Regions from separate parts of the Mus musculus genome. Here region 2 is linked to region 1. Evidence: chromatin contacts called from ENCODE POLR2A ChIA-PET data. All regions are on one chromosome and are shown on one strand. Each heading gives the region's core, a stretch centred on a gene start or an enhancer-like site at or near the end of the contact. The rest is flanking DNA. Distances are from core to core; before and after follow the strand shown. Region 1 holds the start of Pdcl (phosducin-like). Region 2 has its middle 7.3 kb from the start of Crb2.

Evidence for each region. ChIA-PET counts read pairs that join two places held with the same protein, here RNA polymerase II (POLR2A).
Region 2: POLR2A ChIA-PET joins it to region 1 with 11 read pairs in Patski. The contact joins the enhancer-like site here to the promoter of Pdcl in region 1. POLR2A ChIA-PET finds 5 or more read pairs at or near these places in 2 of 5 experiments (Patski and embryonic stem cell).

Annotation. Positions count from the first base shown.
Region 1 is chr2:37,357,113-37,360,986 of GRCm38, reverse strand. It overlaps Pdcl (phosducin-like), which reads left to right and starts at 1,655. Exons shown (of 4, transcript NM_026176.3): 1 at 1,655-1,844; 2 at 3,607-3,783. The coding sequence starts at 3,612.
Region 2 is chr2:37,766,972-37,770,845 of GRCm38, reverse strand. No RefSeq gene overlaps it. Among named protein-coding and RNA genes, the nearest start is that of Crb2, 7.3 kb to the left of the region's middle. Within about 2 kb of position 1,704, at least 2 of the 3 ENCODE cell types and tissues checked have a DNase peak (open chromatin) inside an H3K27ac peak, as active enhancers do.

The DNA.
Region 1 (3,874 bases), core at 406-2,905:
AAGTAGGCTTGCTAAGTGCTGGGGTCAGGCTAACCCATTCATTGGCTACTCATTTGCTTTCTCCTGTGGGCCTGCACCAGGGCACGGAACCCAGGTCCTCTGGAAGAGCATTATAGTACTAAAATGCTGAGCCATCTCTCCAGCCCCTCTCGTCCTCCACCTCCTCCACACACTTCTACAACAGAGACTGCAGCTTACACATGTTCTTGAAACTAAGCTCAAGGTCCTCAGAGCAGCAGATGGTCTTCTTGGTTGATGAAAGAACTCAGTGGGGAAACCCCCACTCAGCTCCCGATTCGGCGTGCACCCAAGAATCACGAATAGAACACAACACCTTGATGTAACAACAAGAGGTTTTTAATGGCGGAGCTCCGGGTCGAAACGTATCTCACATAACAGGAGACAGTGGATTCGACCACGAGGCTTGGAAGCTAGGGGTTTTTATAGAAAAGGAGTGGGGCTGGGGGAGGAATTGGCGCGGTTTCACATGATTGGTCCATTTAAACATCAGCAGCCTGTAACATTTAACTTAGGTCAGAGGGGTGGGAGCTAGGGAGGCGATGGGCTTGCCCGGGCATGTCCTGGTCTGTTCTGCTATGTTCTCAGCCCCAGGTTTCAAAGCTCAGAAACAACTCTTTGGGCTATTTAACATACATTACATGAATTACAGTTTTATTTCCTTTCAGTTGACATCTTTCCAAAGAGACGGTCCAGGAAAAGCCCCAGGTCCCATTTGAGTTTTTCTCCACTCCAGCTCTTGCCTAGCCCTCAGGTTAGGTCTCCAGGTTAACTTGGGGGCACTGGGCACCCTTCAACCTGGGGGCCACAGTATGTTATCCCTGCACAGAACTTGCATGGCAGGGGTAGCAGTGGGGGTGGGATGGCATGGGGAGGTACCTTGCATTTCTGAGTCTAGCCCAAATACTAGCCCAATCCTGGGCCAAATGGGTGGACGTTGGAAGCTTAGTCAGGTCTGATGGCTCATCCAGCTCTCCCACTCCATCACCCCCACCACCCAGTTGGGGCAAGAAGATGAAATTCTAAAATGTGAACATAGACAAATTTGCAGTAACATCTAGGTGGTCCTAGAAACAGGAATCAAGAAACCCCCTTTTCAAATTAAGAGCCCTATCTTAAACGCTGCATTTTATACAAATCGAGCAAATTTGATATGTTTTAATTAGCACACGGTTTAATTTGCAATCTCACAGTTGTGTACAAGACACGCCAACTAAGCAGTTTGAAATCATTTGAGGTTTAACAAAAGTTTTCAAACATAGGGTAGTTTCCTTGACTTTTTTTTTAATCTAGAATTTTCAAAGGTAATCATTATACATAACTGTTGTAAACTCTGTAAACTACAGAGTCAACTATTTGACTAACATTAGTTGATAAGAGTTATTCAAATTTCTTCAGTTGTCCATGCTCGTTTCCAGTCCAGCAATCCAATTCAGGTTGTCATACAACTTCTGTTCTTTGAGTTACTTATTCTTGAAGAAGTTAATGTTTTCGAGTTATTTTTCGCCTTAATATTCCTTTGTAATTTGTCTCGAAACTTGGAACGTAAGTTAATAAAAATTTCATATTTAACTAGAAATACACATCTACGAGTTTTGTCCTAAGCTAAGACCCGTAGCTCCTCCTCAGACGCCGAGATAAGCTTCTTGTGATTGGGTAGCGTGCGTCCGCCGCGACGCCGGAAGGCCGTGTGATTGGTCCGCAGAGTCCACGGCAGCTTTTTCTCTGTCGCTCAAGGCTTTCGGCCACTTCTCTTTCTCTAGGCGAGCGTCCTTTGTTGGTGACAGGAGCTGCTAGTCTAGAAGGAGCAGACTGAGCGAGGCGAGGTAACTAACTGCGCAGGCGTCGGCAAGGAGGAAGCGGCGGGCCTAGACATGGGTGGGGCAGGAGTTTACGCGCCTTGGGCGAACTACTTTGCTTCCCGGCTCCTGGATCCCAATTCCTCTGTACTTCTCAAATTCCTTTGGAGACTCGGAGCGTCCCTCCTCAGTACCGCCCTCTTCACTGTGCCCTCCCCTGCCCTGTCCTCCTCGCTACTCCGCCTCCTCAGCCCCACCTTCCTTATGGCTCCGCCTTCTCCACTCCGTCCTTACAGCTCTGCTTTACTTAACATCCTGTCCCTGCCCTTTTGTCCCATAAGCTCCGCCTTCCTGGAAGCTTAGCCCCGCCCTTCTGTGTTCCACTTGTGCAGCCCTGTCTTCTTCACTGTCCTACTTTCTCTTAACACTCTTAACTGCCTCTCTTGGAAGCCTTTCACTGGCCCTGCCCATATCACTGCTCCTCCTTTTCTGTGCCTCTCCTTAGCTCCACCCTCTTCATGATCCTCCACCTCTTCAAGTTTACTATCCCCACTTGAGGTTTACTTTCTGCACTGCGGGTGCATGCCACTTCTGTCTGCCAGTGTTCTCACCTCTCAGCAGCCCAGTCTCCTCAGTACACTCCTCCTCTTCTGGCCCCGTTTTTCACTCATCGGACCGAGTTGTGGCCCTCTGGCACATCCCAGACAAGGAAATTGTAAAAGTTTTCTTCCTTCCCCTGGTGCTGGCACTTTCCTCTTGGTTGCTGTTCAGCGTGCACAGTGCTCTGTCCTGACTGGAATCTGCTGTGTGGGAGAGAGGTAAATTGTAATAGAGTAAATACCATATGTTAAGTCTCTTCTGAAGGCAGCGCAGTGTTGATATTTGGTATGCTTAGAGGAAGGACGTTTTTGTTTGTTTGTTTTTGTTTTTGACTAGTCATTCCTGCCGGAGTCTTTTTTTAATTTATTTTAATTAATTAATTAATTTTTTTTTTTTTTTTTTTTTTTTTTTTTGAGACAGGGTTTCTCTGTGTATCCCTGGCTGTCCTGGAACTCACTCTGTAGACCAGGCTGGCCTCGAACTCAGAAATCTGCCTGCCTCTGTTTCCCAAATGCTGGGATTAAAGGCGTGGGCCACCACTGCCCTGCGCTACTGGAGTCTTAAACAGACTTCTAAAGCACTGAACTGTACCTTTTCCCAAAACATCTGGGTCCTAGGTGTTCTTTAACCATCTGGCTCTTATTTAAGTTTTGTCGTGGAGACTTGCTGGTTATAATTGGTCCAGCTTGAGACCATGTATCTAGGCTCTTAGTGAGGCAAGGAGTGAATGACTTAGTTTCAACAGTATACCTACCCTTGGTAGTCCCTTTTGAAGTTTTCCCTGAGGACTTTCTCCCAATTTGTTAGCAGTCTTAAAACTAAAAGTGTATACGAATAAAAACCACACCAAAAGATTCCTCTTACCCAGTTCACACAAGTAGACAGTAATGCCCCTCTCAGGCTCCTGGAAGTCATACATCAGTGGGTCTGTTAACAGCTTCAGCCTTTGTTGCAAAGCTCAGCAAAGAAATGTGCCTTATCTAAGCCTTGTTTTTGCCTGCTATAACAAAAGCCTGGTAAACTATGGCATAGATCCAGGGTTGGGGTTTGTTGAGATTCTGCTTATGAAAACACCTTTAGATTCTTATAAAGTTCTGGGAAGTCAGTCCAAGTGTACCTTGTATGGTTCAGATTCATGTCTTCCTTGCTCAAGCTAGCAAAAAATCCTTGATACATTTTTCTTTTCCAGGCACCATGACAACCCTGGATGATAAGTTACTGGGGGAGAAATTACAGTACTACTACAGCACCAGCGAGGATGAGGACAGTGACCATGAAGACAAAGACAGAGGCAGGGGAGCACCAGCCATTAGTTCCACACCTGCAGAGGCTGAGCTGGCAGGCGAAGGCATCTCCATCAATACAGGTACTGGAAGGCTCTGAGCTCTAGAAATGGACTCAAAAAAATGTCCTTTAAAGTGTGTATCAGTTAGAAGTCCTGCTCTCCTTTCTCCAAC
Region 2 (3,874 bases), core at 455-2,954, 410 kb before region 1:
GCCGAAAATAATTCCAGCCGGTTTTTTCACTAACCTGGAAAGAACCGGCCCTTGGGCCTGCAGGCCTATCTCCTCAGCTGAACTGAAGGAATGTATCATGTTGGCGCTACCTAGGCAGCACAGCTCCTGTTTCTCAGGAAGGCTGCAGCTTAGAGGGAGGGGACCCACACGCTACTGTGTAGCAGCCTGAAATGGAAGACTCTTGGCTGTCAAGTTTGCTAGGGTCTCTCTACACAATTTATGGCTGCCTACGTGCCTTCACGTGCACACATGACACACCACGCCATTCACATCTCTGCTCCCATGTCACACCACACACACAGAGACACATAGAGAAAATACTCTCCAAACACCTGCACACATGTAATTCAAGATCCCAGAAGCCACACACATTCCTCACACAGACGCGGGCTCAGTGCTATTCATTCACACGCTGACCTCTGAGTGCCCAAACATATGAACCTAATCATATTCGCATACATATGTGCAAAAACATGTATGTATATCTTATCTCACCCCACACTTAAATGCTCATAGACATGTAGTGACTCTAACAGAGTATCCCCAGTACTTGTATAGACAGGGCACATATGATATGGGACACTCATGAATTCCAGAAACATCTGCAGGACACATCTAAAGACTCAATCTTGATATACCCGTAGGCATATCCTCCCCCTCACCACGCATTCAGAAACACTCACATGCACGCATGCAACCTCACACAAGCAAGCGCATGTGTGCATGTACATAGCAGACCACAGAGCCGTGTGCAATAGCATCAGAATACAGCTGTACCACCTGGGTCACCCCAAGCTCTTTTGGCTGAGTCAGAGTGATAAGTTTGGCCCTGTCTCACCCCTCCAAGAGCCTGGGAGTTCCCAACAGTGAACAGTAGCCTCCTGTACAAAGGCCAAGGCCACAAGCCCTCTGGAAAGCCCCAGGGCTAGTTATTAGCAAGTGCCTAGCAGCTCGGAGGTGCAAGAGGCTCCGTTTCTCTCTCTCTCAGCTCAATGCCAGCTATCGCTGCCTGCCCATTGTATGTGATTTTGGAGAGTGGGAGAGTTGGGCAAAATGAAAACTTTGTCATCTGTTTGGGCTGAGGACTCCTCCCAGTTAGTTTGCCTTTATCTGCCTCGGATGGTCCTAATGTCCATCAGCGGCCATTAGGATCCTTGCCTGAGCCTCAGTTTCCTAATTTGGAACACTGTATGTAATCTCTTAGCATGGGGCAGGCCACAAAGTACATGGTTGGTTAAATCAAGTCACATTATTATATATAAGTGTTCCTTTGTGCACGGGACAAACTTACAACCCAGCTACAGTTGCAGGGGTCCTCCATTTCACAGCCACAGAAACTGAGGCACAGAGTCCAGGCTCGTGTTCAAGGTCACACAGATGGAGGGAGTCAGAGCTGGGGTTGGAAAGCCAGGCCTGTCTGTCTCTTTAAATCCAGCTAGGAGACTTATGCTTCCCTTTTATAGTTCAAAGCCCTCCTCCCCTCTCCCTAGAAGCGGGCCCCCTGCTAAATAAATCATCTAGGATGGGTTTCTAATTCCCAGACTTGGTTGCAAATGAATTATTCACATTGTAAGGCCTGCAAACCACAGGCTGGGCCTCATTACCCAAGAAGGGTTGCCTGCCCACAACATACCACTCCCTCTCCTGGGCAGCATGCCTGGTGGGCTGGCCAGAGAGGCTGGAGTTGGTGGGTGCCAGGGCCCTGTGCCTGTACCCTGTTCCTGCTCTGGGAACTAGGGGGTGGGGGTTGTTCCTCCCCTCAGGCCTGTGCTTTCTAATAAGCTCACTGCCCGCAGTTAAGAGTGCACAGGACTCGGGACTCAGCCAGTTGGGCTTCCATCTGGGTCAGCCTGCAGCTGTGTGAAGCCAGGCATGTAGCCTGCCCTCTTGGGGCTTCTTAGGAAGGTTGAATGGCCAGCCTACTCTGGGCTTTTCTTTTTGGGCTTATGATGTCTGGCCAAAACCCTTGTTAGACACTAGGGACTGGAGTTCTGTCCTATCAGGATGCCCAGTGTCCCAGGTGTGAGGCAGAACCCTAAGAGGGATGGAACGAACACAGTGGCACAGAACCCATGTCTAGGAAAGAGCTGCTGGAAATGCTGACCAGCAAGGCCCAGTGAGGTTGGGACTTTGCTAGGGACAGCTGGTGGCCAGTGCATAACCAATACTGAGCAAGAACGGCCAGCCTCCCTCACTTGCAAGGCACAGCTCCCAGGACCCTTGTAAGGTAGACCAATATTTTCTGCCTTCTTTGCCCCTTCCTTTCAGGCCCTCTTCTGAGGGCACAGGCCACAAGACCTACATTGAAAACATGCCTCCTCTTGACTCAAAATAGACCCTAATCCTGATCACTAATCCTGGTTCAAAGTGGAGCCCAATTCTCCTCCCAGGTGGACTGAGCCTCGATCCTGTTCAGATAGAGCCCAGACCTCCCGTGGGATGCTGAGGCCACTGGTGCCAGGGGATGCAGAGGTGGTAACCTGGGGAAAGAGGATGCAGAGTCTGGCTGAGTCAGAGCTGCAGCAGACAAACCAACAGCCAGTCAGGAAGTTAGTCTCAGGACCTCAAGGCACTCAGATGACTTTTCCAGAAATACCTCAGTGGGTTGCTTAGCTGGGAGAACCACGCAAATCAGAGCGGAGGAGGGTTAGGAGAAGCTTCATAGCTGCCACATTGTGTGCTAAGTACTGGTGTGAGACCCTGCAGTCCCTCAGGAGAGCCCCTGGGGCTCTGTCCCAACATCCTCAGGTGAGGAAATGACCAGGGACAGATAATTCACCTTTCTGCTTCAGCACTAGCCAATCAGCTCTCTTCCTGGGCTCCACCCACCCACCCATGGCCCTAAGGCCCAGGCTGTGGTGGGTCTCCACAGGCCATGCTCCGGAGCAGGTCCTGGGCAACAGGGGAGGTAAAGAGGAAGAGTGGCAGGTCATGGTAACCAAACCATCTAGTCTGTAGAAGTGGCCAGCCTCAGCCTCAGGCAAGTCACCATTTCTCCCAGGAATGCCTGGGCAAGATCACTTGGCTGTCGCCAAGCATGGCTACTTACTGTAAGCACTGAAACCGAGGCCTAGAAAGAGGATCCTACTTTTTTCCAGAACTCTAGCTATTTGCCTCCAACATCTGTCCATATCAGTGGAAGAACGAAGACCATCTCCCCCCTGATACTCCATCCATCCACCCATTAATCTGCATGACCACTTTTCCACCCAACTACCTGCCCACCATGGGCTTGCGATTGCAGAGGCAGAGTTGTGTTGGGACAACCAAGGGAGCCAATCGTTAAACAAACATGCCCACAAAACTGAATGCAGTGTATGCTAAGTGCCTGGAGAGGCTGCCGGATGTCTTCAGCATAACAAAGACTGTCTCCCCTGGGGGTGCTCTCCGGGCCCCAAGGCACTGTGAGCAGAAACACAGCAGAGACAGCCCATGGGCTTGGCCTCCAGATACAGCGGCTTCTTAAAAAAAAAAATTGGTAAGAGTCATCTAGGGAGCCAGCTGGCTTGCTGCAGCTGCATGCAGCTCATGTGACCTTTGCAAGGAGTTGGGGTCCACGGGTGTGTGGCTGGAGCAGGGGTTAAGTAGGAGGGGATCTTTGAAAGTCTGCCCCTGGAGAGTCCTCTTTGGGAGCCAGCCAGCCGGTGCCTGAAGCTTCCAGGAGAAATAAGGAATGCAGTTATTTCCGGAGGAGCGACAGCAGGAGCAGACGGCTGGAGGAGGGAACAGCAGGCAGACCAGGAAGGAAGAGTGGAAGAGAAAAAGGGGGAGACGCAGGGTGGGTGCATGGGGATTTCATGGCTTTGGGGGGGGGGCTGAGGGGGGATCAGTTCCCACCCTACACTGGTCACAA